2 separate regions of the Homo sapiens genome follow, and region 2 is linked to region 1. A link is a loop called in an ENCODE intact Hi-C map of the cell type or tissue named here. Cell type or tissue: heart right ventricle. All regions are shown on one strand.

Region 1 (5,000 bases):
AACAATAAGTTCTTGTAGTCTTTCTATTGTCATGTTTTTTTCTTTTTAAAGAAACTTCTTATTGTGTTGATTTGGGCTTTTACCTTTGTTTCAGAGATCTATGGGTTTTTTTTGAATTGTATTGAACACACAGCAGATGCTCCCTAAAATTCACTTCTGTTTCCATTAGTGATTTTTTTTTTCAAAAGTGAATCCTTTCACATTTTGAATGCTGTATTTTCTTCTGTCTTTATTGCTGCATCTCTTCATGAATTTTTTTTCTGTTTCATCATCCTTGAGTAAAGAAAGGTGAATGTCAGCTGGGTGTTCTTCCATAAACAGAGTGACGGGTTGTTCTAGGTTCCCTCACTGTCTGCCAGGAAGTTGATTGAATCTTCTGCTCATCTCATAAGCTGGAAAGACAGGGTTACATATAAATTTCTAGTGCCTCCCACGCATCCAAAAGGTGCATTATTTCTGTGTCATTTCCTCTCTGGATCTGTTGAAACCACTTGGCTAGGGTTTTGCTTTCTATTTACAGCTTCCTGTTGGGTCAGAACTTCACACTGAATGCATAAATGTGACTGCCTAATGTCTGCCTGGCACCACTGGTGACTACATCAGGGAGAAGCCTCTGAATGGCTGATTTTCTGCTAATTGTGGCACAAAGCCTGGGTCTCCCTGATGGAGCCGATTTCAGTGCTACTCATTGGAACAGCTGAGTGAGATTCTAAGTGAAGCTTTCCCTGAAGGCCCCACTCCTCTTCTGGCCCTGGGGTCCCAGCCCCCTGATCACAAGGTGATATGAGGCCCCTTCATGACTTGATTCTCTCAATACTGTGCTTTCCCAGGAGTGGGAATTGTTAAAAATTAGTGGCTATACATCCATAGTCCATATAATGTCCTTAATAATTCCAATTATTTTTCAACTGATGAGAATTAGCTTTTAGTTTGTAAAAGTGGGAGAGGAAGTGTTTGTATGAGAAATAGGAGATTGTCCTAGTAAAAGGAGACGTGTCAGCTCATTTTCATGTTTAGTTGTCCTTGTATTATCAGCATTTTATTTTATCTGTCTCTTCTTTCCAGAATCTTTTTAAATTACTTGTCCATTTGGTACAGTTTGAGTTAGTTAAATCTAGGTCATGAATCAACAATCCATTTAACTGGAGACTCACGAATTCACTCCCTTGGAAGACCACTGTGCTTAAAGTTTTTGTTTTTGTTTTGTTTTCTGGAAAGGATATGAATGATAAATTTTGAAGTTGTTGACACCTGAGAATGTATTTATTGGCTTCTTATGTACTTGGTAACTCTGTAGATGTAGATATAAATGTCTTGAAGTTTCCCATATTATTCTCAAAAATTGGTACTGTTATTAAATTGCTTTTTGATGTTTGACATGATAGAAGTAGATGGCCAGGACAATTTTTTGTTACTTTGTAAGTATTATATTTCATTTTCTCAAAGATTTTCAAGTTTGTTTCTTTATTCTTTGAAATCAAAAATTACAGTAGCATACATTTGATGTTTTCATTTACTTTTAAAAAATTGTATTTGATCCCTTTTCATCTGCTTATACAGGTTTTACTTTAGCCTAGGAAAACTTATTCAATTAAAGCTGCTTCTGTTGTTTATTTCCTAGGGAAGTTCTATTATAGGTAGATAGGATCTTCTGGCTTTTACTTCTATTACTCTTATAATTTTTCTCATCATTTTCTTGGTTTTTGTCATTTCCTCTTAGGTTCTAGAATTGAGATGGATTCTACTAGAGTTACATGTCAGTTCCTGATAGAACCTGTAAGCCCCAAATGGAGAGAGGCATTTTTAAGAAGTTTAATTTTACTCTTATGTTTGAGAGTAAACTTTAAAAAGTCTAATTTTACTTTCATTTTTGAGACTAAACTTTGAAAAGTTTAATTTTACTCTCATTTTTTCGTTTGGGAGTCCAAACAGCCTAGGGGATAGCTGGGCACCTTGAGGTGAGAATCAGAACTGGAGGCAGACTTAGCCAGGAATGTGTTTTGCTAAAGAGCTTCCAATCCTTATTTGGAGCAGCAGTCAGAGCTCCCTGCTGCTGTCTCCCCATTCTTTGGCAGGCTGGCTATCCTTCTGTGTGAGTGACTGGCATGCCCTTCCCTGCCAACTCCCTGTCTCGTGCTGCCTCTGAAATTCAGAACTCTTCCCAGTGCTGCTAATGGCATTGCCAAGGCTGACCTTCACCTCCAAGCCTGCAGGGGCCTCTGCTGATTTCCTTTGCATATTTCCGTTTGATATATTGCAGATTCGTAATTCAGGTAGATACTACCTGAATCTAATGTTATTTGTATTTTATATCATTGAAACTCCTGGAAATTATTTTATGGTTGACCCTCTTGCTTACTTTTTAAGGTTGATCCAAGATTTTTTCTCATTCTTTATTGTGGGTCATTTTCATGCAAATCAGGAAGGGAGTAGTCTATACCTTGCCATGAAGGCAACCTATTTGAGGATATTTTGATGTCAGGAAGGTGAGAACAGATTGCGTATACCAACGGGAAGTGGAGATTTGACAATCATTTTAAATATCTTGCTAGAATTTTTCTCATTTGGTTATCTGTGGTGATCAAAGTCATTGAATAATGACAATAGCTATAACGATTGCCTTTTCAAAGAACAACCGAGTCACATACTCTATATCAATTTCATTTAATCTTTAGGTCAACTTTAGAAATTTCATACTTTGCTCTTCATTAAGATAACACTCAAAGATGTTACATAACTTACCTAGGGTTGCACAGCTAATAAGTTATGAAGTGAGCTTCAAACCCCAGTTCGTCTTCAAAGTCTCTACTCTTTTCATTGCTGGTTATCAAACAGCCTGAAGAGTTGCCCAATCTCCAAATCTCTGTGGTATTTACAGTATTCTCAGTTACCGCATGTTGATCATCTGTAGTCATTTTATTGTTCTCATGAATACTAAGTCCTCTGTGCAGATAATGTTCATATAAATAACAGAAAAAACATGTTTTATTGCTTCTCTTGTATAGTCTGGAATTCCTCGGTTTAAAATCAATCCTCATATTTTCTTTTCTTTTTTAACTAGGGTATTTATCTCCTCTCAGAGTGATTTTTTCTGTCCAGTAAAACAATTTACTTTCATCTATTCCTTCTGTAGCCCTCTTGTGGTTCTCAGTGGTTTATATGTTTTCATCTGTCTTGGGACATGCCTGGGTCATGGGGCTGCCATTATCTGGGGCCACTGCTGGACCAAGTGCCTTCAACAGAGCAGAATCTCAAGAGGTATTTGGTGATTTTGCTGCTGGTCAGGCTTTACTACATCCACATAGAACAAAAAAGATGAAAATTTGAGAAAAAGCAAAATCATTGATAATTTAGGATTCATAAAGATAAAAGCTAGCTAGAAAGTATGGTCAGTGCCTGGTTGGAGAGAAATTTTTTCTTCTTACTTCACAATGGCAAAAATGTATACATTTATTTTATTACCTGCTCCTTTGGTCCCATAATTATTTTCCTTTCAGATGTATCAGAATAAGTGAGAATATTCGATGACTGTAAAATGTATCACCATAGTTGTAGGATTATTCTTTGTTTCCTCTATTCTAATGAAATTATGTCTTTTTATTTTTCTAGATTACGGTCTTTGGTCAAACAATTAGAGAGAGGGGAAGCTTCAGTGGTAGATCTTAAGAAGAATTTGGAATATGCAGCCACAGTGCTTGAATCTGTGTATATTGATGAAACAAGGTAAGCTAAAAATAACAAAAGAGATTAGTATAGTGATAGTAAATTTTCTCTTAAATGGCTTTTCTGAAATTGTCCCCCATGCCAGGAATGGGGTGACATTCAAATTACTCATCTTTGAGTTTTAGTTTCCACAAACAAAGAGGATAGATTTGGACAAGTCACTTACTCTCTGTACCGCCTCATCTATAAAAGGAGCTAATAGAACAAATCTCATATGGCCGCCATGACAAGGAAGTGAGATCATGAAAGAGGAGAAAAACGAATTTTTAAAAATCCACTAAGATTTTAAAAATCAGATATAGAGCTCCATTGTAATTATTGTATGTTTTTAGTGTTAGTCTAAAAATTGAGTTTATGTTTTAATTCATAATGTCCATTAGTAAATGGAGGCTCCTGAAGTGATCGAGAAGCATGTGTTCTCTTAAGCACCCAGCATTCCCTCTTCAGTCTTACGTATGTCGCTGATTTACTTAGCAGGTTTATTCCACTTGAATTATCTAAACGTATTAAAGCGGTTTCAGTTACTACATACGTTTGAAAGTTATAAAATTGCATTTCTTTTGAAAAATGTTGAAATGTTGAATACGAAAGGTGTGGTTTTTTTTCCCCCTAATTTAGACAGGCTTCTCTGTCAGTATTTGTGATGTCTTTTATTTGCCAAATTCCAATCTGAAAGTATTTCACAGTAATCTAAGATTTGTATGGTTTACTATTATTATTATTTTGCTGACACACTTGGTTTCTAATTTAAGGAAATTCGATATCATAGCTTTTTTCCAAATGTTATGTTTCCTCCGCTTACCTCCACCCCAATTGGTAAGTCTAAAGGAAAAAAAAAATCCAAACACCTTTACATTGGCAGCTACTTTTACTGATGATTTTTAGTTGGGTTTACTGTAAATATGACATGCTATTTTAGGTTTTATTTTAACATTGCTCTTTGTGTTCGATTCTAGTGGTCTGACCTATGAACAAGTTTGAAAAATCAGCAAAACACAGCTATTAGATGATTAAATCATTGTGCGCAAATAAAGAACTGCATTATTTTGAAAATTTTCCTTGAATTTAGACATTTAAATTTTGGTAGCAACCTGGAAAGAATCTTAATTGTCATCACTTAGGATCACTACTTCAGAGGACTGGGTTGCTGTGATTTGGTAAATACTTTGCAAAGTCTCTTAAGTATCCATTTATATTTTTAAACAAAATAACGTCACATGGTCCATCTATGAAATAATACAAGGCTCCCTGTGAAGGCATTTTTAAATAGAAGGTTT
Region 2 (5,000 bases), 100 kb before region 1:
GATGAAGCTGGAAACCATCATTCTCGGCAAACTATCACAAGGACAGAAAACCAACCACCACATGTTCTCACTCATAGGTGGGAACTGAACAATAAGAACACTTAGACACAGGGCGGGGAACATCACACACTGGGACCTGTCGGGGGCTGGGGGTTGGGGGAGGGATAGCATTAGGAGAAATACCTAATGTAAATGACGAGTTGATGGGTGCAGGAAACCAACATGGCACATGTATAGCTATGTATCAAACCTGCATGTTGTGCACATGTTCCCTAGAACTTAAAGTATAATAACAAAATAAATAAATAATAAAAAACGTATTAAAGTTCAATTCTCTTTTTTCTTGGAGATAAAAAGATTTCTCAAGGTTCCTGGAAAGCCACTTTTTGGGGGCCAATCATAAATATAATTTAACAGATTATATAAATAGCCCTACTATTTAAAAAAATGTAGACCCCTTTAGTGCTTTTATAGAGCTCTGAGCAAAGAATTGTAAGAAAACTCCATGCCTTCCCTATGATGATCTGGTCTTATTTCATGACTGCTATGGTACTGCTTACTAGTCTACTCTTGGCCCTTGTCCGTGCGCTGATAAACCTTTCATGGTATGCACTCACTCATGGCTTGATGGTGTCTGGATAGCAGATTCCCAGGGTTTGTTCTTTAGGCGTCAATTTTTATAATTATTTCCTTACATTTTGCTCTCTTTTACTTTGAGGAAAGGTCGTGTTTCCTTCAGAGTAGCTAAGGCATGGACCTAGGGTAGGAGGTTTCAGGAATTGCTACTCTGAAGGACGATGTTTTCTGTCATCTTCCTAGATTTCCAACCTGGGGCTTTCAGATTCCAATTTGTTAGTTTGCTGGAATTCTTACAGAGGAAAAGGAGGTTATGGTTCCACATGGCAAGATCATTTGTGTCAACATTTAATTTAACAGTCAATGTTTTTGTTAACTGAGGTAACAGACAATCTGCAAACAGAATAAATTTTTAAAAGATTACTCCATCAAAGGGGACCTTCCTCAGGAATTATTTTCTAGAATTCTCTATCTAGACTGGTGATCTTCTAAATCTTCTAGGCAAAACCACTTATGTAATTTGCAGAGCCCAGTGTGCACGCAGTGAAAATTTGGGTCTCCTTGTTCAAAAAACATAAAAAGGGGACCATGGCCCTTCAAGCATGAAAGAGTGATACCTTTGTTGGGCGTGTGGTGAGAGGATCCCAGGGAAAGAGAAAACAAGGAGCGACTTTGAGGCACTGTGGGTGGTGAACTGCATCCAGATGATCTAGCCCAGCAGTCTCCAACTTTTTGGCACCAGGGACCCATTTTGTGGAAGACAATTTTGCCACGGATGGCAGGGGGATGGTTTTAGGATGAAACTGTCCTACCTCAGATCATCAGGCATTAGAATCTCATAAGGAGTGTGCAATCTAGATCCCTCATGTGCACAATTCACAGTAGGGTTCGTGCTACTATGAGAATCTAATGCCTCAGTTGATCTGACAGGAGCCAGAGCACAGGCTGTCTTGCTCGCTTGCCAGCTGCTCACCTCCTGCTGTCTGGTTCCTAACAGGCCATTGACTGCTACCAGTCTGTGGCCTTGGGTTTGCGGACCCCTGATCTAGCCCTTTCCTCTCCACCTCTATCATACCGCCTTCAGGTACTCTTCCTCCTCCTGCTCTTTTGAACGTGCCTCACACCCCTTTATTTTCCAGCCCTTTTGCTCCCTTTCTCCTCCCACATTCCTTCATTTGGGCAGCCTGCAGCATCTTTGACCTACTCCACCCCACATCTCTCCTTCACTCTGCCAGTTCATATGGTCAGGCCTGGATTCAACAGCCCGAGCTCAGAAGAGCCCCTGCATGTGATCTGATGCTCTCATGTTGCCGTCTTGAAATTCTTAATACTTTTTTAGTTGGTTTTACAAATAAGTGAAGTGGTGGAATGATAAATCAGAGGGTTTTAAAATTTGCAAGTTAATGCTCATGTTGCATGAAAGAAATACACAGGTATTTGCACAATGCTTTGAGACACTAAAGGTCTGTGCAGCCACGGCAGTATCCTTCCCTGTAAACCATGGTGATTTTTTAAAAAAAATTATTATTTTTTTTAGAGGCAGGGTCTTGCTCTGTCACCCAGGCTGCAGTGCAAACATGGTGCTTTTGATTCTCATTTGACTTTTGCAGGAACATTTGTTTCACTTTCTAATATCAACGAAATGTTTGGAGTTCTCAGTTGTGATAGTGAATGGCATGCATCATTCAGTGCATTTGCTATTGTGTCAGATTTTCTGTGGTGTTTTAGGGAGTCATCCATGAATTGATCTTAAATGAGGGCTGGATATGTATCTCCCTCCTCCTGAGCTTCCCCAACTCTCCTGATTTGGGTCTCATTTCCTGTCTTTTATGTAGAAGCTTTCATAAGACTCTACTTTGATCATTCATTGTCTTAGGAAATTTGAGTTCACTAAGGAGTGTGTAGGCATTAGAACTTCATTGTTCCCATCTTTGAGTCTGTGTAACCAGGAGTAATTGGGAGATGTTTCTGTCATCACTTAGCCCTGGAGCAATTTGTACTCTGACTTCAAGAGAGTATGACAAGGATAGTTACATGGAGAGGGGGATGGGTTTAGAATATTTTAATTGCTATTCTAGTACATGTCAGTATGACATGATCTGCAAAAGGAAATTTCCCTAACGATTTTAAGTCTGTACCAGTTGCATTTTGTTCATTCAGAAGAGCTATGAAGCAATGTGGATTCCCATTTTCTCAGATAGTAGATTTTATATAATTTTTTTGGCATGGAGCTGTATATGGAGAGAGGAGCTAACTGGTCAGCCTGAATATGCCTCAAGTTTATGCAAATTTCTCAAAGCCCATGGGGTTCAACAATATCTTATGAATTGTTTCTTTTTCTATTTTACTTTTTTATTTCCAACTTTTGATTTTGATTTTTTTTCAAACATGTGGGCAAGTTCAAAAGATTAGTATAATGAACACCTACACTTGCCATCTAGATTCTACAATTGTTATAGTGAGTTGGTTCTTGACTCCAATTAGGCACTTTTTGCGTTTTATTCACAGGCCCCTTTCAAAACCTATTGGTTTTGGCTTGTCACTCAGATTTTCCCAAACTGAGAGGGACCCATTAACTTCTGTTTTTATGCTAAAAAAAAAGAGGAAATTAAAAAAATCATAGAACCTTCCCTATTAGTGTTGTTGATGACAGTATTGATTCTTGTGTAAATTGGATTTACCTTTATCCTTTCATCTTCCTTTTTATAGGCTATTGAGAGTTTACTGTCATGCCTACCTGAGCACAGGAGTTTGGCATTAAATTCATGGTTTGTAACTTAACCATTGCTACTTACAGAACAAAACAACTGGATGAATATCACATGGAACTATTTTTCATTCTTTCGAGTTCACACCGATGTGCTTGTTGAGAAAGAGAAACATCTGAAACACAGGCCCCTTGGTGTAACATCAGTGACAACACTGCCTGTCTAGGGAACCTCGACTGGATGGCTGCCAGCTCAGGGGTGCAGTTGAGAACGATTCCTGGGTCGCTGTTGACTCCTTGGAGGAGACATTTCATGCCCACATAACTCTAGATATTTGCTGATGGAAAGCACAGTGCTCTACTGTGCACTTCAAGTGGAATATCATGCAGATAGCAGTGAATTGCATCATGCAGATTAGAAGGGGGGTTATCTAAGGTAGCATAACAGCCTCTTTTGAAGGCACTGAAAAAATATATATTTGGGAATAGTGTTGGCATACAGCACCTAGAACAAAGTCTCACATGTAAACCATGCTCAGAGAATGTTCTATTTAACTTCGTCTGTAAGATATGAAACTGTCTTTTTTCTTTCTCATATTTAACTTTCAGTTATAAAGCTTTCTAAATTGCTTTGATAATATTCAAAGATATAGGCAGATTAACACTTTCTCTGTTATTTCCTCTTTCATGTGTGTTGACACATACAACTATATGTGTGTAGTGTTATATAAGTGTCAACTACTTAAGTGAAGAAAGTAGGTATGGCTGTCTAGAAAAAGTGCTTTAAAAGTGGGAAGACATACTTTTAAAGCTAAAGCAGTGACAAGATTTTGTCATTTGAAATAGTGGGATAAACTGTAGATCATAATTCATAAATTCTTTATTCTTAAAGAGTAAAAATATTAATGATGAAAATCCAGGGAGATTTGTTTAGGCTCATGGATCTATTGAACCATTTCAGTAGAAAGGAGATTAATTACAGTTGAAATTTCATTAACACACATTTTAATAATTAAAATATATGAAGTGATATGTTAAGTGAAGATGTGATATAAATCGTCAAACTTTATTTACGACCTTATCTACCAAACCTCAAATTCTATAAAATTTCAAACTCTATAAATTGGTAGGTATATAAGTACACAAATGCAAAACTTGAGATTTAAAAATTCTTTTCTATGCTTCACATCCCCAGATTTATATAGGTAATATTATAATGGTAATATTCTTGACTATAGCCTGACATAGCTTATTATAATAAGATTGAGTTAACAAGGTAGTGTGTAGTTACAAGAATAACTTAAATATTCTTGATGGGTTTATAGATTAGGAGAAAAGACTTTAAGAGTCATAGCCTTAAGAGTCAATATGGTAAGTGAAATGATGGCTCTCCACAGTTGTCCACATCCTAATCCCTGAAATCTATAAATGCTGCCTGATGTGGCAGAAGGGACTTTGCATGTGTGATTGAGTTAAGGGTCTTGAGATAGGAAGGTCATCCTGGATCATCTGGGTGGGCCCACCATCATCGCAGGGCTGCTTATAAGTGAGAGGCAGGAGAGCCAGAGACCAAGAGAGATTTGAAGATGCCCTACTGACTGGCTTTAGAATGGAAGAAGGGGCCACAAGCCCAGGAAGGTGGGTGGTCTCCAGAAGATTGAAAAGGCAAGGAAACTGATTCTCTCCTAGAGCCTCCAGAAGGAATGCTGCCCTGTAG

The links. Peaks named below come from ENCODE experiments on the same cell type or tissue, not always from the same donor. Only the 100,000 strongest peaks of a DNase experiment are listed, where the experiment ranks them.
Region 2: it touches region 1 in a loop (7-fold over the local background); 1 of 110 quality-filtered maps calls a loop at or near these places.

What each region holds. Positions count from the first base shown.
Region 1 is chr7:31,879,470-31,884,469 of GRCh38, reverse strand. It overlaps PDE1C (phosphodiesterase 1C), which reads left to right. Exons shown (of 18, transcript NM_001191057.4): 3 at 3,610-3,723. Among named protein-coding and RNA genes, the nearest start is that of PDE1C, 190 kb to the left of the region's middle. In heart right ventricle, a CTCF peak has its summit at 2,207; a DNase peak (open chromatin) is centred at 2,119; H3K27ac peaks cover 4,241 bases.
Region 2 is chr7:31,980,727-31,985,726 of GRCh38, reverse strand. The region is part of intron 2 of PDE1C (phosphodiesterase 1C); the gene reads left to right. Among named protein-coding and RNA genes, the nearest start is that of PDE1C, 87 kb to the left of the region's middle. In heart right ventricle, no CTCF peak of the experiment used is centred here; no DNase peak of the experiment used is centred here; H3K27ac peaks cover 2,649 bases.